Regions from separate parts of the Mus musculus genome. Here region 1 is linked to region 2. Evidence: chromatin loops called from intact Hi-C (ENCODE). Cell type or tissue: gastrocnemius. All regions are shown on one strand. Each heading gives the region's core, and the rest is flanking DNA. Links, peaks and the distances in the headings are about the cores only.

Evidence for each region. Peaks named below come from ENCODE experiments on the same cell type or tissue, not always from the same donor. Only the 100,000 strongest peaks of a DNase experiment are listed, where the experiment ranks them.
Region 1: it touches region 2 in a loop (9-fold over the local background); 20 of 42 quality-filtered maps call a loop at or near these places.

What each region holds. Positions count from the first base shown.
Region 1 is chr1:74,357,756-74,368,420 of GRCm38, reverse strand. Catip (ciliogenesis associated TTC17 interacting protein) reads right to left here and starts at 6,286. Exons shown (of 10, transcript NM_001379457.1): 1 at 6,235-6,286; 2 at 5,899-6,054; 3 at 5,474-5,671; 4 at 5,114-5,169; 5 at 4,018-4,104; 6 at 3,705-3,872; 7 at 1,680-1,804; 8 at 558-634; 9 at 199-287; 10 at 1-28. The coding sequence starts at 6,259. In gastrocnemius, for the core only: CTCF peaks have their summits at 6,392 (motif pointing right) and 7,358 (motif pointing right); a DNase peak (open chromatin) is centred at 6,412; H3K4me3 peaks cover 374 bases; H3K27ac peaks cover 2,416 bases.
Region 2 is chr1:74,200,896-74,211,560 of GRCm38, reverse strand. Mir1928 (microRNA 1928) reads left to right here and starts at 4,941; the gene lies at 4,941-5,007. It overlaps Gm31691 (a long non-coding RNA gene), which reads left to right. Exons shown (of 3, transcript XR_373519.2): 3 at 2,303-3,081. In gastrocnemius, for the core only: a CTCF peak has its summit at 5,552 (motif pointing left); DNase peaks (open chromatin) are centred at 3,443 and 5,553; H3K4me3 peaks cover 208 bases.

The DNA of each region.
Region 1 (10,665 bases), core at 1,759-9,758, 160 kb before region 2:
AACTCGCGTGGCTGAGGCGCAGCTGCTCCTAGCGGGGGCATAGGGCGGTCCATCACCAGAGCTGAGCACAGCTCCGATTGGCCAGGAGCGCCTGGGACACCTCCTACTCCCCCAATTATCTCCCTGATTCGCGCATTTCGGCACTCCTGGTCCACAGTAGGACAGCAGATGGACCCCCAGGCCACAGCCACTTCTCACCTTCCGGTCCAGGAATTTCGAGTAAAGCTCCAAGTCTTCCCCCCACACCAGGGGCTTCTTATCAAACGTGGGCGGAGACTCGATCACATCTGAGTAGAGAGAGCAAGGGAATTGCTTACCCCTCCCTTGGCAAACGGGAAGATCCCAGGAACCTTCAAGTACTGGCAGAGTTGCTGAGAGGGACTAGCGTCAGAGGTCCACCCTAACCCTTTGAGTCAGGGCCTGGAAACCTGCCGCCTCTCTACCTGATTCAAGAATCCTGTCCCACCCCTAGGACGCTGGTTCCTTTCCAAACCGAACCAGAGGACATGCTTCACCCATCTTCCCTTCACTGCCCCATCCTGCCCTGGGCCACTTACCCTCCTCTCTTATGAGGGGCATCTTGGTGATGATACAACATCCTGGAGAGCCCACCTGGACTCTCTTAGCCAGGTGCCTGCAGGGCAATACAGAAATTGGGGAAGAGTCTTTCTATAGGACAGGGCAGCGGTAGTGGCTCCCACTTCTGACCCCAGTGTAATGAAAGCCTTCTGGGAAATGACTAAGGTCAATTGACCAGCATGATGGTGGGGTTTCAGTCAGAAAGGATTAGCATCCTCAGAACAGGAAGAGAATGCAGAGAAAGCAGTCTACAGAGCCGTCTCCCCCCTGGGGCACTGAAAACAACCAGAGAGCTCATCAGAAACCAACCCTGCTGGCCATTGTTTAAAACATCCAGTGATCTTTTTTCCTTCAACATTAATTTTTTCCTGTGTGCATGCATGTACACACACACACCATTCACACACATGCTTGTGTGGAGGTCAGAGGACAACTTGTAGGAGTTGGTTCTCTCTTTATGCTAAGTGGGTTCCAGGAATTGAACTCAGGGCATCCAATTTGGCAGCAAACTCCCTCCCCACCTCTCCAGCTGAGCCATCCTTTAACTTGTGTGCACCCTTTTGAGGGAATATCTTACTACTATAGATGGCCCTCAGACCTGGAGCCATCCTCCTGTGTCAGCTTCCTAAATGCTGGGAAGACAGGTGTGAACCTCCCTCCCCATCCCCAGGTTGCTGACTCATCTTGTGGTATTTTGTCATGGCAGCTGAGGTAAGACACTACAGTGTCCCCTTGAGCACTGCTTTCTCTCTTTATCTTTGTAGTTCTTGGGGCCTGTCCCAGATAACAGCAAGCATCATGCCTTGCCCAAAACACATCTGTAATCCCAGCACCTAGGGTACTAAGGCAGGAGGGCTGTGAATTTGAGGCCAACCTGAGCTCTCTTCTTCTTCTTCTTCTTCTTTTTTTTTTTTTTAAGCAAATGAGATGGGGAAAGCAAAGGAGCACCCGGGTCTCACTGAGAGCTTTTCCTGGCAGCATCCTGGGGATAAGAGTGACTCCCGTGCCCTATGCCACCCCATGAACATCTTTTCTTCACATTCAGAGCTCCCAGCCACCACATGACATGGTCACGTTGGACCTTCCCACAAGTGGCTCACCCATCAGGGAGCAAGTAGTACTGGCAGGAGAAGGGGATGCCCTCTTCAGAGTGTATGGTTTGCTCCACGATGAACATTTTAGCCTGCTGGTTGCCCACTTGGATTGTCTGGAAACCCAGGGATTTCTACAGCAACCAAAGTGGAGAGCACAGTGAGGCGATGTCCCCCTTTGTGTCCCCTTCTCCTAGAGGTGAAGGTGTTTCCTTCTCCTCGGGTCTTCATCCCAGCTCACCACTGGGAACTGAAGCTTAGCTATTCAGTTCCTTATATGACACAAAGTTTGAATTCTCAGGATATGTTTCAGACTCTAATAGTCAGCTCCCGCCACCCTCTTCTCAAGCCATCTCAATGGAGGAGCACTGCTAGTTGCACATTTTGTTACAGGGAGGACCAGTATGGGGATGGAGGTGCTATACAATGAGAGACCTTGTCTCTAAAACCAGGTGGACAGTGCTTTAGAAAAAAAACCTGAGGCCGACCTCCGTCCTCTACCTGCACAAACCTGTATGCACATTTGCAAGAGTGCCTAGTGTGGTGGTGCACACATGTAATTGCATTTGGGGAGTTAAGGCATGAGGGTTGAGAGCCTAAAGCCCAGGAGCTGGTGGTACATATCTTTAATCTCGGCACTCGGGAGGCAGAGGCAACCAGTTCTCTGTGAGTTCGAGGCCAGCCTGGTCTACAGATTGAGTTCCAGGATGGACAGGGCTACACAGTGAAACTCTGTCAGAGAAGTGGGGTAAGACCAGTTTGGGCCACAACAAACTGGTATATGTGTTCGTAGGTGCACATGTGTGTGGGTGTTTAGCATGCATGTATGTGGGTTCTTCAGAAACTATTTTGTTTTATTTGAAATTTTTATCTTTATGTGTATGAATGTTTTACCTACATACACGTATATATGTGTATACATACACTTGATCTTAGCCAAAAGGCCGAGAAGCGCTATATATGTGTATACATATATATGTGTGTAGATGTAGATGTAGATGTGATGTAGATGGAGATGTAGATGTGATGTAGATGTAGATGTGATGTAGATGTAGATGTGATGTAGATGTAGATGTGATGTAGATGTAGATGTGATGTAGATGTAGATGTGATGTAGATGTGATGTAGATGTGATGTAGATGTAGATGTGATGTAGATGTGATGTAGATGTAGATGTGATGTAGATGTAGATGTGATGTAGATGTAGATGTGATGGTAGATGTGATGTAGATGTAGATGTGATGTAGATGTAGATGTGATGTAAATGTAGATGTGATATAGATGTAGATGTGATATAGATGTAGATGTGATGTAGATGTAGATGTGATGTAGATGTAGATGTGATGTAGATGTAGATGTGATGGTAGATGTGATGTAGATGTAGATGTAGATGTAGATGTAGATGTGATGTAGATGTAGATGTGATGTAGATGTAGATGTATACCTCTTGGGACTTGGGTTACAGAAGGTTGTAAGCTGCCATGTGGGTGCTGTGAGCTGATCTTGTGTCTTCTGCAAAACCAGTAAGTGCTCGCAACCACTGAGACATCTCTCTGCCCTCACCTTGGTTTTGAGACAGGCTCTCTCTCTCACTGGGCCCTGAGGCAGCCTGATGCACTCAGGCTGTCTTTACTGCTGCAGTTCTGGGATTATATGTGTGCAGCATTTACATGGGCTTGGGGATCAAAGTCAGAGCCTCATCATGCCCCACTGAACGTCTCTCCAGCCTTAGAAGGCAGGTGTTTAGAAAGCAGGCTTCCATGAGTCTTTTCTGTGTAGTGACCTTTATGTACAGAAGGTTGCTTCCCACCTTTTCGTTCCCACTTATCCCGGGTGCTCTGTTCTCACTCTTCTTCCTACCACGTTTGTCTAACTGCTGTTGCTCCAGTGTACTTCATTTTGCCCTCAGGACCTAGACCCAACCCACCTTGCTTACCACCCTCCCACATCACATCTGTGTTTCCCACCTCAGTGGCCTTCATGACCCTTCTAGTTCTCCCCAGGTTGATTCCTTTGCCCAGAGACAGTACTCACGTAGGTGCAATGGCAGAGCTTGCCCTCCGAGTCTAAGGCTAGGAAGCGAGCCCCACTGGGCACCGACTGCTGCCAGGCCATCACTCTCAGCAGCACCACATTGGCTGCACTGGAGACAAAGCCCTTGAATGTTTTATAGGGGAAAACAGAGACTCCGGTCTTCGTTTCCTGTTTGGGGCAGATCTTGGAGCTCAGAAGAGGCAGGAGGTGTTGGAGCAGGGTGTTGGTTATGTAAGCACCTGACCTCGCACAGCTCGTCCCTGCTGTGGTTCTGAGGATGTGGGAGGGGTTCCCACTTGGCTTTCACTCTTACCTCACCCTCCTTGACACTTCTGGTCACAACAAACTGGCCATCCTGCTTCAGGACGCTCATCTTCCTCTCCATGGGAAGGACAGGGAACTGAAGAGCAGAGCACACAGGAGAGACAATCACGTGCTCGCCCTTGAGAGGCTACCTCCCATCCTATCTTCGACGCTGTTTGTCTGTGGTTTGTTTTTCTGAGAGAAAAAAAAATAGTTCAGAATGGCCTGGAACTCCCTATGTAGCTCAGGATAGCCTTGTACTTGCAACAATTCTCCTGCCTCAGCCTCCTAAGCACTGGGATTATAGGCAAATGCAGTCAATCTTAGTTTTTTATAAACAAAATAAGACAAAAGTCCCTGTCTTGATAAATAAAAAAGATAAAATAAGACAGGCAGGCAGGCGGGCAAGCAGACAAAAAGATGAACAAAAAGCCTCATAGCCTGGTGTGGTGGTCCTCATAGCCTGGTGTGGTGGTCCAGCACTTGGGAGGGGGGTCAGGGGTTCCAAATCACCCTCAGCTACACACCATGTCTGAGGCCAGTCTAGTTATGAGACTGCCTCAAAATAGGAAGGAAGGGGAGGAGAGGGAGGAAAGGAGATCTTCCATTTATGGTGGAAGTCAGAAATAGGCCCATAGTATGTAATAGGAAAGATGAACAGCTGTAAACCTCAGAACGGAACACAGGCTGGAAGCTGGGAACAGATTCTCTGAGAAGGCTGTTAGGCCCAAGTCATCTCCCATGTTTAGACAGGGCATGGCCCCACAGAGGAAGTTTCTGAAGGGACTGGGTGAAGAGGATAGAGCCAGATTTGGAGGCTAAATAGTGACAGGCTCTGGGAAAGGTCAGGTCACGTGGCTCTGGGAAGTGGACCAGGCTTTCAGGCCGGAGGAGGCCAGTGGGCTGGGCTCGGTTTGTGCATCCAGACAACATCAGCAGCAGTAATGGAGGTGACTGGTTATCAAACCAACCGTGTGTGGTGCAGGTTCGGGCTGGTGGGATATGGGAGTGTGATATTCTCCAGAGGTCCCTCCCACCCTCGTAAAGCCCATGTTCTGGCTTACCCTGGAGCAGGGGCAAGGCTGGGGGAGGCTGGGAGTAAATACCTTGATGAACTCCTGACTGTGCTGTTCCATCAGCTCCAGATTGTTGTTTAGGTAGCCTGGGGTACAGGGAGGCACTGATGTCATAGGATGGACGCTAGGGAACGGGCTGGCCCAGGCTGGGGCAACGTGGCCATGGGAAAATGACAGGGTGGTCAACACTGTTCTTGTCCTGGGTATGTGACTGGGAATGACCTCCCCTCCTCCTCCCTCTCCTCTCCCCCTTCCTCTTCTTCCCCTCCCCCAGGCTTTACCCTCTCCCAGGTAAGTCAAGGGGCAGGTCCCAATTAAGGACCTATGGATTGGAATGGGGGTGGGGCGTGGAGAGAAGATGTGAGGGACAGGCAGCAGTCAGGGCTGTACCTAGGAGGGAGCTCCCACACAGCGATTTGTCTAGGAAGCCGCGGCTAGAGGCGTGGACCAGTAGACAGTGGGTCAGGATCCCTATGTCGTCCTTGTACTTCCCCCTCTGCACCTCAATGGTCAGTTCTCCCTGAGGTTCCCCTGTGTCTGAGAGGATGGCCAGAGTCTCCGGGAAGAACAGGAGCATATCCTCCAGCCCTGGGTGGTGCAGAGAAGCTGTCTCTCCAGGCCCAGCCTCTAGACCCCACACCACCCACTCACCCCTTGTCACGTCTCCCATCTCCTAACCAGCCCCGTCACTCCTCCTTGTCATCACTCGGTGCCAGCTGGTAAAGCTCTCCCCGACAGGCTTGTCCCTCCATGTTCATTAGCAAACAGGTCTTTTCTGAATCTCAAGAGGATCGGGTGGAGAGAGAGACTTGTACCTCTCCTCCCCACGCCTGCCCCACCATCTGGCTCACAGAAGGAGTTGAGAAAGCTGATGGCTTCAGCATTGGCTTCTGGGAATGGCTGCTGCTGCTGCCGCTGCTGCTGCTGTTGCTGCAGCTGGCCTAAGTGATGCTGGTCCTTGGCTTTGGAAACTACAAGAGGAAGAAAAAGCTAATAAGTCAGACTCTAGAGAAAAGGGTAGAGTAGGTAGGGATACCTGGTTCTGATCCCCATCCCCAAAAGTTAAATTTGCGAAGACCACACTTTGGTGGGTTTGCAAGGGACAAATACCCCTTCTCCCTCCACCCACAGACCAGAAGTCCATTCCTCACCAGTGGGGGAAACTTTGGAAGACATTTTATTGAGGCTAGTCAGTCTGTGACTAGTAGTCTCCATGGCAACCAGAAAGCTAGGTACTGCCTCTTAAAGGGCAATCAACCCACTTTACTGAACCTAGATTTGTCAAGCTTTGGGGCTCAGCCCAAGCTTAAGAGGTTGTCCAGCAGAGGGAGCCTTTGACATTCTTAAGAGGCTGAGGGAAAGCAGGTCTTTACAACTTCCTTGGGAATTCATGGACGAAGGGGGCTAGAGAGGTGGCTCAGCGGTTGAAAGCAGTGGCTGCTTTTCCAGAGGGCCTGGGTTTGAATCCCAGCACTCACAAGATGGCTCACAACTGTCTCTAGTTCTGTAGGATCCAACACCCACTTCTGGACTCCATGGATACCAGAGACATACATGGCACACACACAAACATCCAACAAAACACCCAAATATATAAAATATAATAATAATAATAATAATAATAATAATAATAATAATAATAATAATAATAATAATAATACAAAGAAGTAGTAGACTAAACCAGAAGTAGTGACTTGTGCCCATAAACCGGGCACTCATGACTCCTGGGCCGGACCTAGGCTCACACACAGAATCCACTTCAAGGTTGGACAACTGTCTTTGTGTGCTACAGTCCCAATAAAAACAGTCTCCTATCTCCTGAGCCTCAGGTTCCCATTCATTGCCTTTACGATGGTGGGAAAGCCTTCGCACTCAGTAGAAACTGTTTCTAATTCCCAGGTTCACCAAGGCTGTTCATCTTCTTTTCTGCAAGCTGCAACTTTCAGAGGGGCCTCTGTGACTCACCTATGAGCTTGGATGCCTCCTCATCTTACTGGGACTGTCATCATTGAGGCATGTAGGCATAATGATGGTCACGCTGAGAGGGACAGCAAAGTCTTTTCTCTTTTGTCTTTTTTGTTTTCCTTTTTGGTTTTTCTTTTTTCTTTTTGATTTTTTCAAGACAGGGTTTCTCTGTGTAGCCCTGGCTGTCCTGGAACTCACTCTGTAGACCAGGCTGGCCTCGAACTCAGAAATCCTCCTGCCTCTGCCTCCCAAGTGCTGGGAACTTTCTTTGTTTTTAAAGATTTATTATTATATCTAAGTACACTGTAGCTGTCTTCAAATGCACCAGAAGAGGGCGTCAGATTTCATTATGGATGGTTGTGAGCCACCATGTGGTTGCTGGGATTTGAACTCAGGTCCTTCGGAAGAGCAGTCAGTGCTCTTAACCACTGAGCCATCTCTCCAGCCCCTTGTTTTGTTGTTTTGAGACAGGGTCTTATATATCCCAGGCTGACTTCAAACTTAATGAAGCAGAGAATGACCTTAAATTTCTGACCTTCCTGTCTCTTTCTCCTGAGTCCTACAATTACAGGCAGGCGTGTGCCACCATTCCCAGGTTATGAGGCACTGGGGGAATCGAGCCTAGGGCTTACTATGTGGCTCAGGCTGTCCTAGAGATAGTTATTCTGCCCCTGCCTTCCGAGTTTTGGGATCACAGGTGTGCACTACCATGCTTGGCTGATGTAGGCTATGACCTCATATGGAGGTAATATGTGGGTTTTATGGAGAAGAAAACTAAGGCAAAGAGAGGCTAACTGGCTTCACTCGTCACACAGCTAATCCTTCACAGCCAAGACTTGACCAGAGGCAGTCAGACTGAGTCTGCATTCAGGCAGCAGCTGGATAGGATGGTGCTGGGTTGTGATTCTAGCACTTGGGAGGGCTGGGCAGGAAAATCAGAAGCCCAGGTCATCCTCAGCTACGTATTGAGTTTGAGGCCAGTGGGTTGCAATGCGACTCTGTCTCAAAAACTGAAAATAAAACCAGGAAGTGGTGATGTACACCTTTAATCTCAACACTCAGAGGCAGAGGCAGGGGATCTCTTTGAGTTTGAAGCCAGTCTGATCTACAGAGTGAGTTGCAGCATAGCCAGGGCTACACAGAGAGACCCTGTCTTAGAAAGAATTAAGCAGCAAGGAAGTAATAGGTGGTAGAGGAATGGGTGGGAGAGGAGTGGGTGGTAGGCGATGCCGTGAATGGAAACTTCTGGTTAACAGCACCTGAAGTGATTAAATACAGACTTGGAGGAGTGGCTACAGGACTCATACATTTGATTTGTACTCATGCTGTGGACACTTGATCGCCATCTGGGCATGTTGGAGTTGATGTTATGTCTAATACACACAGTTCAATATGATAGCCAGGACCTCAGAAAATTTCTTGACATGAGCTAGCCTTAGACACTGAAGGGTTATTCCAACTCATACTCATCCCAGTTAGGATAAAGCTCCTCCATATTACATTTTAGAATCCATTACATTTGTTGCATTTATTTGTGGAGGGGGAGGGGTGCACCACACTGCACGTATCTGGAGCTCAAGGACTTCTGGGAGTTAGTTCTCTCTGTGTGAGTCCTGGGGTGTCAGGCTTGGTGGCAGGTGCCCCTATCAAATGAGCCATTTTGCTGGTCGTTTTGTTTTCTTCAGACAAGGTTTCTCTATGTGGTCCTGATAGACACTAGCCATTTATGTTTTTATTTTTATTTTTTCTTTGTTTTTTGAGACAGGGTTTCTCTCTATAGCCCTGGTTGTCCTGGAACTCACTCTGTAGACCAGGCTGGCCTTGAACTCAGAAATCTGCCTGCCTCTGCCTCCTGAGTGCTGGGATTAAAGGCATGCACCACCACTGCCCGGCTGACACTAGCCATTTTTAAAATTACATTTTTAGCTAGGCATGGTAGTATATATCTTTAGGCCCAGTATTCAAGAGGCCAACCTGGTCATCACAGGGACTTCCAGGACTAGCCAGGGCTATAGTTTGAGATTATTCCTAAAAAAAAAAAAAAAAAAAAAAAAAAAATTAATTAAAAAAAAAAATAAAAAGGCAAACCCTATTGCTTTCATAATATAAATGTATATAATGTTAGAAAAAAAATCTTCCTTCTTAGTCTATTGAGTGCTGGGATTATAGGCATGTACCAAGACACTTCTTTTTAAAGACAGGGCATCATGTGTCTCAGGTTGAACCAAAGTGCTTTCTGTAGTTGTGAATCCTGTGGAATACCTGATCCTCCTGACTCTGTGTCCTGAATACCGGGACTAGAGGTGTAGACCACCATGCTTGGCTCACGAGACATTGGGGATTCATGAATGTAAGGCTTCCCTTCCAGCCCCTAAATTGATTTGGTTATCAGAATAAAGTTAAAGGGACAAGGAGCTGCTATGGATATGGCGCAGGGGTACAGCCTGGTCTACAAGCCACAGCCTCTAGGATGATCCCCGCCATGTCTAAGAAACAAAGAAATAAAGACCCGCCAGGGCATGGTTGGACATGCCTGTAATCCCAGTGTTTGAAAAACATTTTAAGATTTATTTATTTTATTGTTATTTTGCATATGGGTGTTTTGCTTGCATGTAGATCTGTACACGCTTTGTGCCTGTGGAAGCCAGACGAGGGCACTGGATCTTCTGGGTGTGGTTGCTGGATGTGGGTGTTGGAAACTGAACTGAGTCCCCTGCAAGAGCAGCAAGTGCTTTCAACATTGAGCCTCCTCTCTAGCTTGTTTGGTTTGGATGTTTGTTTGTTTGCTACTTTTCGGTTTGCATTCATTATTATTGTGAGGCACTCCCAGCCAGTGAATATATACCGGAGCACGATGACAAGCTGGATACAAGTTGAGGGCCTTGAATGGGACAAACAGGCTCTGGCGGATGGGGTAGGCACCTACTGAGCAATATCCAGTGACCTAGAGGAAGCGTCTGTGCTGAACTCAACAGGATCAACAACATGTTCAGGGCTCACAGCAAGCTTCTTGTCTTGGTACCATTATCATCTCCATTGGCAGATGACAAACCCAGGTTCAGAAAGGCCAAGCCACCTGCCTGTAAATGGAAAATGTGGACTCCAACCTACCTGGGGCTCCAGAGACCTTGTTTGTTGTTGTTCTTTTTGTTTGCTTGTTTGTTTGTTTGTTTGTTTGAGACACGGCCTCAATATATAGCCCTGACCAGTTTGGAACTTGCTATATAGACTTGTCTGGCCTCAAAATCACAGAAATACCCCTGCCTCTGCCCCTAAGTGTTGGGATTATGTGTTGAAGATTGGTTCTAATGTTTTGATTCAACCGAGAATCTGCATGTCCAAATGCTGAAGGTCCTTGTCTCCAATTTTGATCCATCAGTAAAGATGCCAGAGGCTAACGGCTGGGCAAAGGGAGATGGGGGGGGGGGGCTGGAAGCATGATGCTACATATGGTGTGCAACATGGTAGGCAAGAACCCACTATTAAACATAATTTAGGTATTCTGGGATAGAAAACACACCTGCAAATGATTTAAGTCTAGGAGAGGAGAGAACTGGTTCCTTATTAAGTGGAGCTAAGTCACATGGTTCCCACACAGAAAACTAGAACAAAGGAAC
Region 2 (10,665 bases), core at 1,503-9,502:
CCTCCCTCCTATATTCTTCACTGAGGCAGAGTTTGGAGCGCTACTGTCACAGGTGGCCTGCCATGCCCTTTCAGCACTTATGGGGGTGCATCTGAACCTAGGTTTTTACTCGTGCCTGGGAAGCATGTTAGCCACCGAGCCATCTGCCCTGCACTGTGGCTTCATTAAACAACAGAGAGAGCAGAGATGGGGACCATATCTTCCCAAAGAGAACACTGCAGCAGAGCCACAGCAGGCACCCAGCTCTAGCCCACAGGGACAAGATGTACTTCCAGGCCAGGATTAAGGAAGCAGGCAGCTTGTCTGTTCTGTGCTTTAAAAAAATTTTTTTTTAATTTAAAAATATAGGGTAGAACTCTAAGTAGACCAGGTTAGCCTTGAGTTCACAGAAATTCTTCTGCCTCTGTTCCTGAGTGCTGCGATTAAAGGCATGTGCCACCACTCCCGGCATGGGCCCATCTCTTTATGAAGGTACAGCACAGACAGACTCAAAGGTCATCATCACCAGGTCTGCAAACCCCACCCCATGCTACCAGGTCCCTTTCTGGAAATCACCTCATGTCCCTGTCTCCTTCTTTGTTGGAGCTTGAGTTCCAGCCTCCCTTTCAGAGGACCAGTCTGTTATCTCCTGTACTCATTACCTGGTCCTTGGAAAACAAGGTGTGCTGTTCACTCTGCCCCTTTGTCGAGACTCCAGCCCACAGGATGGGGAATCTGAATACAGGGCGTGCTCCAGATGCTTCTGAGCGGTGATGGATGGAATTGGGATCTGCCTGGTCCTTTTTGTTAGTGCCTAGGTCACTGTGCCCTGAAGGTATCTTTCTGAAAAACCAGTGCTACCGTGCTTGGTCAACCTTCCCTCTGTAGCGTGGCCACTAGGGGATGATTTGGTCCTTAGCTTTCTGTCCTGCTTCGCTGGCCTTCCTTGGGTTGTCTGTTATTAACTGTGCATCCCACTGGTCTCTCTTTGATGGCACTTTAGAGTTTATTGTTCTTCCAGATTGCATGGTAGACCTTCCCCAGGCCAACCTAAAAAACTTCTATTCAGTCTAAAAAGCCCAACTCAAGAGCTCCTTCTATGGAGGCAGAGGATCACACAGTGTAAGCCTGTGCTTACCTACTTAGTGAGTTTGAAGGCAGCCAACTACATAAGACTCTGTCTTTTTTTTTTTTTTTTAAGATTTATTTATTATTATATCTAAGCACACTGCAGCTGTCTTCAGACACACCAGAAGAGGGCGTCAGATCTCATTACAGATGGTTGTGAGCCACCATGTGGTTGCTGGCTTTTGAACTCAGGACCTTCGGAAGAGCAGTTGGTGCTCTTAATCACTGAGCCATCTCACCAGTCCAAGACTCTGTCTTAAAGAACAAATGGGGTGGAAAGATGGCTCAGTGGTTAAGAACACTGGCTGCTCTTCCAGAGGACCCAGGTTCAATTCCTAGCACCCACACCGTGGCTCACAATTGTCTGTGACTCCAGTTCCAGGAAACCTGAAACTCTCACGCAGACATAAATGCTGGCAAAACACCAATGCTCATAAAAATCTTAAACAACAACAACCACAACAACAAAAAGGAACTTCAGCAGCTGACTCTTGTGGTACTCGATGTGTTATGTCAGAGAGGTCCTTGCCTGGAAGCCCAGAACTGGACAATCTGAACAGACGAGCCTATCTGGTTTCTCGACTCCATCTGTTAGCTCTTCTGTAACTCATTCTGTAGACCAGGCTGGCCTTAAACTCAAAGATCCACCTGCCTCTGCCTCCTGAGTATTGGAATTATAGGTGTGCCCACCATTGCCTGGCTTCAAAACAATTATTAAAGAAGTGAAATAAACACATATGTATTTCTCTATTTTTGTGCCTATGTGTGAGGTGAGGTAGACGCGGCAGAGAAGGACCCCAGGGTCCTGCTCAGTCACTTTCTCTCTGCCCTCAGCGGCCTTGGCGTATAGGCACTGAAAAGTCACACCCGCTTTTGACGCGGGCGCTGGGGTCTGAGCGCAGGTCTCCATGCCTGCACAGACCCTATTGCTAGCTAAGCCTCTCTCACCTGAGTTTGGACTTTTAGAAAATACACTTGAGATTTTAAATTTGTATTGATTCCTGTTTCTAGACACATCTGTGCAGGTCAGAGAACGACCACTGGCAGTTGATTTTCTCCTTCGACCAGGGGAAGCGGAACTCCGTCCTGGGGGCGGATGCAAATCCTCAGATTTTGTGGCAGGCATCTTTACCTCTGAGCTCTCTCTCTGGTCTTAATTTGGAGTTTGACATTCTTATTTTTTTCTATGTTCTAGGTGCAAACATCATCCAACTTCTTCCACACTCAGCTAACAGCGTTCGCTCACTCGTGCACTACAGAGCAAACACGCGCTAAGCTGCACCTTTGGGAGCAAAGCCGGAGGACAGAGTAGAACTGGATGGGGGCAGTTTGAAGGAGTCAGCAAGCTCAGTAAGGTGGTGCTTGCTTGAGTTCTCAGCATTCTTGAGACCGGAGGCAGGAGGATCAAAGTTTAAGGACTGGCTGGCCGTACTTTGAGATTGAGTCTCAAAACAACAAACCAAACCAAAAAACAAACAACATCAACCTAACAAAACACCCCAGACAAACAAACAACAAGCAAACCAGGTTGTGAAGACTGAAGGACAGAGCCCCTGAGCCGGGAAGTGATGACCCGGGTGCTGGCTGGAGACATCTTAGGCTCTCTGGGTTTAAGTGAAGATGAACAGCCAGAAACACACATTGAGGCTGCCATAGCCTAAACGAGGTTTCAGACTGGGACCACAGATATTCTACCACTACATTTAAATGAATCATTTTTTTCCGCTCTTTAAAACAGGTTCTCACCTAGCCCAGGTTGGCCTTACACTCCCTAAGTAGCCAAGGACGAACTTGGACTAATATTTTTCCTTCCTCTACCTCCCGAGTGCTAGCATTACTGGTATACACGACCACACCTACTGTATGCAGTACTGGGGCTCAAACCCCAGGTTTTGTGTATTCGAGGGAAGCTTTTTTTGGGGGGTGGTGGCGGCAGTTGAGACAGGGTTTCTCTGTATAGCCATGGCTGTCCTGGAACTTACTCTGTATACTAGGATGGCCTCAAACTCAGAAGTCTGCCTGCCTCTGCCTCCCAAGTGCTGGGATTAAAGGTGTGAGCCACCACTGCCCGGCGGCAAGCATTTTTTTTTTAAAGATTAAAATATACAATGAGAACTATAAGCTACCAAAGAGCCAGGGCACAGCAGCATACGTCTGCAGCACTTGGGAGGTGGATGCAGGAAGATCGTGAATTAAAGGGCAGCCTGGAGTACACAATGAGACCGGGGGGGGGGGGGGCAAAGAAAGAAAAAGGCAGCTATTACTGAACAGCCTTTCTCCACCTGTCTCCCATCTGCTCCGTCCCTGGCGCTAGCCCCACCCCCGGCAGCCATTTGTGCAGTTTATTTTTACTGCAACCAAGGATACTGCTTTGACAGTCAGTCTGTCATACAGCATGCTGACTTTGCTCGTTGGGATGCACAGGGTAGAACGTGTTATTGTTGGGAGCCCGTAAGAGGCAATAAGAAAGCTTGCATCAGAGACACAAATGTTCATTAGAACTCTCTGGAACCTCATGAGAATACAAAACCCTGCCCACAGAGAAGGAGGTGGTTCTAGTCAAGTGGATGTGGTGTTTGTCACAGAATGAATTAGCCTTTAAGGACTGAGCCATCTCTTCAACCCCTTGGAATAGTTTAGACCATGAATGAGCCCATATCCTGAATTCCCCATTTCCCTCCCTGTATCTTCCGTCTTTAGGGGTTTTGTGGCCTTTCACCTGACTGTAGCCTCTCTGTTGTGTGTGCTTGGCCTGTCTTGGTCTGTCTTACCCTGTTGCATGTCTGTTGTGTTTCTGGAGTCTCTCAAATACCTGTCCTTAACAAAGGACAATTGTCTTATATTTGTTGAACAGCCCACAAAGAATGAGAGATCCTTTTTCACAGAAATTTTAAACAGAATTTTCTAAGGGAAAAAGCTATTCTGTTGACTTTAACTGACCCAAAGCTGCACACAGGGGCCTGGAGAGATGGTTTAGTGGTTAATACTGACTGCTTCCAGAGGGCCTGAGTTAGATTCCCAGCACCTGCATGGCAGCTCCTAACAGTCTGTAACTACTGCCCCTTTCTGGCCTTGTTAGGCACCAGAGATGCGTGTGCTGCACCAACATACACGCTGATAAAACACCCATTAACAGAACATAAAGTAAATACATCTAAAAAAAAAAAACAACACCCTAACCTTTTTTATAAAGCTGCAAACAGGTTATCAACTATTACCCACATATTGCTTCTGACATTTTTGGGGCATTTGCTTTGTTTAAGGTTGAGACATTGGGAATAGTCTGTATTCTCATGTCGCATTCGTGGGGTGCTGAGGATTGAACCCGGTGTATGCTAGGGAAGCAATCTATCGCCAGCCCTCCTGATGGTTCATCGAGATTGTTAACTCCACTTGATTGGTCAGTAAATGCCTCTAGGGTTGGGCGGCAGAGTGTTCCCAGAGAGGATTAGCTAAGAGGAGAGCTTGTCCTGAAGGAGGATGCACCATCCAGTAAGAGGAATAGACGGGAAAGGAAGAGCAGTGTCTGGCCCATCATGCTTTGCGCTGCCACATCCTCCCACCAGCACTCGCTGAAGCATCTTTAACCGGAAGCACACAAGGCTTTCCTCCAAGATGATTGACAGGTATTGTGTGCTAGTGACCAAAGGAGGGGCCGGCCCTATCAGGAGGATCAGTGTGCTTTGTACTAGGAGAAAAAAGCTAGGCATGACGGTGGGTGCTGAGAGCCCAGCTCCGGAGGCTGAGGCAGGAACACTGCCCAAACTCAGGCATTCAGGGTAGGTTGGAAGGTACCTCAAGACCTCAGTTTTCTTGGGGAGGAGAGGGTTTCGAGGATAGAGCTTTGCGCATTGTAGGCAAGTGCTCTACCACTGAGCTACATTGCCAGCTCTAACCCCAACTTGTAAAGAAGAAAAAAAAAATCATAAGGGGGAAAGACCAGAGACCTCCACTCCCGCCGCACCCCCTGCGCCACTGCAGGCAAACAGTCTCAAAGCTACACAGGTACCCTGATGGAACCCAGGGCTTCCTGCTTGCAAACACTCTACAGAGGGAGCTGCGTCCCTAGTCCTGAAGTTTGATTTCTGTGCAGCTTTTAACTGCCTCGATGAAAAGGAAAGTAGGGTAACCCAAGAGGCTGAGAATCTTCTGGAGAAAAGGTTTGTGGGATGCAAGAAGGGGCCGACCCCACACAAGACTCGCGTTTTGAATCCCATGATAACTTCACTCACCCCTCCTTAGAGCACATGGGAACTGATGTTAGATTACTCACATTGGGCTAATGGCTAAATACTTGAGTGGGAGAACTCAGAGAAAAAGGAATGTACGTACGCCCAAGACTTTGTCAAATAGTGGCCTTGGGTTCCAGATAATGGGGCTGTTACAGCGGTTTCAGTAGATCATGGCAGTTAGCTGATTTGCTTAGAAGACAATGTTGCCCTCTGCTGGTGGAGTTCTGAAACTACAGTCTTCAGTAGTTTTTTTGTTTTGTTTTGTTTTTTGCCCCTTCCCCATTTTCTGCTTGATTTCAGGCATTTCTGAAACGCCTCACCTTGCTAGGTCATTTCCTATAAATAGTGGCCTAAACTTTCCCTGTAGTGTGACCTTCCAGAGGATTGGGGCAAGAAAAAAAAATCACTGGTAGGTCTCCGTCTTTTCCATTTTTGAGAAAGTCTGAAGTAATCCAGGATAACCTTGAAATCATAATCCTCCATCCTCCATTTCCAAAGTGCTGGGGTTACAGGTTACCCACAGGCTGGGTCTCCTAGTCCATGTTTTTTTGGAGCTTAATTCTGTTTTTTTTTTTGTTTGTTTGTTTTTCGAGACAGGGTTTCTCTGTGTAGCCCTGGCTGTCCTGGAACTCACTCTGTAGACCAGGCTGGCCTCGAACTCAGAACTCCTCCTGCCTCTGCCTCCCGAGTGCTGGGATTAAAGGCATGCGCCACCACGCCCGGCTTGGAGCTTAATTCTGTACCACTTGCCAAGCTATCTCCAAAGTGCACGAGATATGGGGGTCAAAACACAATAAAATCTACCTTTTCCCCATGCTTACAGTCTCAAGAAGTGGAAATCGGAAATAAACTACGTGATGAACAAGTCAAGTGTGCGGGAGTGTTACTGAGTGGACATTGGGAAGGCCTGGGGAGCTATGAACTGCTAGGCAGGAGGTCTCAAGCAGCAAGCTTGGGGCAAGGGAGGACCTTACTCCAGGTTGAAGCAGGCAGGCTTTCCGGATAGAGGAAGTCAAGCCAATGGCTAAACAGTGAAGCAACACCCAGGGGCAAAGCCAGAGGCTACGGCAGATGGCTCATGGATGGCCGGAATTGTGTTCCTGCCTCCTGTCTCCAAGACGTAACCCTGAGGACATCAGAATGTGACCTTATTTGGAATTAGAGTTGTTGAGATTGTAGTTAGTTTAGCTGAGGCTATTAAGGGAGCCCCAGTTGGTTGTTGCGGTAATTATTTAAATCTCAGCCTGGAGTAGAACCCCCTCTTAAACCAATTAGTTCTGGATTGAAAGACACACACACAGCTTTTATATTTACAATAAGCCTTAACCAACACAAGAGCTGAATAGCTGCCTACCCTCCATGCTGTTAGAATCTATTTTCCTATGGATAAACCAGGAAAATATTACTTATTTACTAAGTTTTATCTGGGCTCCTCTTAACTCTAATTGGGCAGTCCTCAGGGCCACTCTCTAACTCTTAACCCATGGCTGCTTCTCCTTCCTCCTCCCCTTCCCCTAGCTGAGAACCTCACCTATGTCTCTTCTGCCTAATTATTGGCAGTTGGCATCTGTATTTACAAATCAAAATTAATTTGGAGGGCAAGATCGCATTGGTTAAGGCAGACTCCAGGTCTTGCTCCCCCCCCCCCTTAGGATTACAATAGACAGTAAAAGACAAAATCTCAATAACTGGTGATCTTATCAAAATGGGATACAGGCCTAGGAACCCACGAACTGAGACACAGTGGAGGGAGCATGGGCACATAAGGACAGATACTGGATTGTGCTTCTACAGGCCAAGGAACTCCACCTTTTGCCAGCAAACTACATGATCCGGAGCAATGTATGGAACAGGTTAGATAGAGTACTTCTCACTGCCCTAAAGAGGAAAAACAGTCATGCTGACATCTGGACTTCAGACTCCCAGGAACTAGGAGACAGGAAGTTTCTAGTGTTTGGGTCACTCAGGTGAAGGCAGAGGCAAGGAACAGAGGGCGAGAGAGACCAAGCAAAGCTTTGAAGGCCATTTGTGCTATGTCAACTTGATACAGCTAGTCATCTCAGAAGAGAGAACTTGAATTAAGAAAATATCCACATCAGATTGGCCCATGGGCAAGTGATAATTTTCCTAATTATCACCAGTGTCGGAGGGAGGGTCCAGTCCACCACCCCTGGGCAGGTGGTTCCAGGGTTCTCTAAGAAAGCAGGCTGAGCAAGCAAAGGGAGCAAGCCAATAAGCGACATCCCTCCATTGCTTCCACATCAGCTCCTGCCTTTTGGTTCTTGCCCTGCTTGAGTTCCTGCTCCGGCTTAGCCTTGGTAAAGGACTGTGATCTAGAAGTATGAGCTGAAATAAACCCTTTCCTCCCCAAGTTGCTTTTGCTCATGGTGTTTCATTACAGCAATAGACACCCTGGCTAAGACAATACCAGTTCAGGGCTTCAGTTTCTATCCCCCTCTTTTTAAAAAAAGATTTATTTATTATTATATCTAAGTACACTTTAGCTGTCTTCAGACGCACCAGAAGAGGGCGTCGGATCTCATGACGGATGGTTGTGAGCCACCACGTGGTTGCTGGGACTTGAACTCAGGAAGAACAGTCAGTGCTCTTAACTCCAGCACTATATCCCATTCTTTTTATTCAAGAAATGGTATTTATTCTAAAAGCCCAAGCAGCACTCAGCATTAGGGAATTACCAACAAAATTAATTTATTAATCTATTTTGAGGAGAAAAAGTCACATGATTATCTATATAGAAACCTTGGACAAAATTCAAAACCTGTTCTTGATGAGAAAAATGAGCTCAAAATAGGAACAACTTGGGCTGGAGAGATGGCGCAACTGATAAGAGCACTGGCTGCTCTTCCAGAGGTCCCGAGTTCAATTCCCAGCAACCACATGGTGGTTTACAACCATCTGTAATTGGGTCTGATATCATCTTCTGGTGTGTCTGAAGATAGCGATAGTGTACTCACGTATATAAAACAAATAAATCTTTAAAAAAAGTAACAACTAAACCGGGCGTGGTGGTGCACGCCTTTAGTCCCAGCACTTGGGAGGCAGAGGCAGGCGGATTTCTGAGTTCAAGGCCAGCCTGGTCTACAAAGTGAGTTCCAGGACAGCCAGGGCTACACAGAGAAACCCTGTCTGGGGGGGGAGTGGGGAGTAACAACTTTAAAAACCAATTATTTAAGCAAGGCAGGGTGGCTCACACCTGCAATGCCAGCATATGGAAAGCTGGGGAAGTGGCGTGCACCAAGTTTGAAGCTAGCTTGGGCCACAGAATGACTCGGTCTTTATAAAAAACAAAGGAACAAGTTAAATTGTTAGTCTTTGACGTGTTCTTATATAGAAAATTCCAAAGACCCCAAGACCCCCCAAAAAGTATTAGAACAGCAGCAACAATAACAAATCAGCCAAGTTCCAGGATACAAAATCAACAGTCACAAATTGTTAACATTAAGCCAGGCCTGTTAGTTACTGCCTGCGCTCTCCAGCACTGGGAGGCTGAAGCAGGAGAAGCGGGAGTCTGAGGCCAGTGAAGCTGTCTTAAAAACAAAGTAAGAGAAGCTGGAGAGATGGCTCAACTGGTAAGAGCACTGACTGCTCTTCCAGAGGTCCTGAGTTCAATTCCCAGCAACCACATGGTGGCTCACAACCATCTGTAATGAGATCTGATGCCCTTTTCTGGTGTGTCTGAAGACAGCTACACTGTACTCACATACATTAAATAAACAAACAAACATTAAAAAAAAAAAAAAACCAAGAAAGTGTTACTAGTAGTTGGATACACCAAACAGCTGGGGAGTCCTTAAAGCACTTGCCATGAAGACAAGCTGGTCTGAGCTTGATCCCTAGAACCTGTCGAAGCTGGGTGAGGTAGCACACATCTGTCATCTCAGTTCTGGGGAGGCAGAGACAGGAGGATTCCTGCAGATTGTTTGACTAGCCGGTGTAGTTGAATCAGTGAGCTCCTGGTTTAGCAAAAGACTGAGTCTCAAAACTTAAGGACTCGAGAGATGGCTCAGTGGTTAAGAGCGCTCCCTGCTCTTCCAGAGGTCCTGGGTTCAGTTCCCAGTACTCATGTTGGGTGGCTCACAACTACTTATAACTCCAGCTTCAAGGGAATCCAACATCTTCTTTTGGCCTCGGAGAGTACTGTACTTATGTGCACACACATACTTTAAATTAAAACAAAAATAGAATATTAAAAAAAAAAGGTGGGGCTGGTGAGATGGCTCAGCAGCGGTTAAGAGCACCAACTGTTCTTCCAAAGGTCCTGAGTTCAAATCCCAGCAATCACATGGTGGCTCACAACCATCGGTAACGAGATCTAACTCCCTCTTCTGGTGCATCTGAAGATTTATAAATAAATAAATAAATAAATAAATAAATAAATAAATCTTTAAAAAAAGGTAAGGGGGGATTGAAGAAGACATTCAATATCAACACGAACCCACATGTACGTGCACATGTATCCCTGCACACATGAGCACATACACACAGAGAAGGAAGGATGCACGAATAATCAACCGCTGTATGAAAAAAATACTCAACACCTCCAGTCATAACAGGAATGCAAATTAAAACCACAGTGAGCTGGGTGTGGTGTCATACTCTCTTAATATCAGAACTCGGGAGGCAAAGACTGGCAGAGCTTTGTGAGTTCAAGTCCAATCTGGTCTACAAAGTGAGTTCCAGGCCAGTCAGGGCCATACAGTGAGACTGTCCCTCAAAACAAAACAAAACAAAACAAAACAAAACAAAACAAAACAAAACAAAACAAAAAACAAAACAAAACAAGACAACCCACAAAAACCTCACAATGAGACATTAGCCCACAGTTGTTAGAGTGGCTCTTGGTAAAAAGATAAGACAGTAAGTATTGGTCAGAGTGAGGGGAAAGGGAACCTTTCACACTGTTGTGGGAATGCAAATTGGTGTAGCCCTTACAGAAAGCACCGGGGAGGTTCCTTGGGAAATTAAAAACAGAACTGTCATGTGATTCAGTCTTCTGTCTGTGTCTATATCACAGGAAATGAAATCAGCCTGTTGGTGAAGTGTCTAAGCTTCCACACTCACTGCTGCTCCGTTCACAATAGCCAAGAAATGGAAGTAGATTGGGGTGTGGAGATGAAAATCTAGCATATGTGCACCATGGGATACAGTTCAGTCATCAGAGAGCACAATGGGATCCTGTCCTTTGTGACAATGACACGGATGGAGCAGGAGAACACTGTAGTGAATGAAGTTACGTCAGGCACCAAATGATGAATACTTCAGATCTCACTCATATGGAGTCCAGGGAGAAAGCCCCAACATTGAG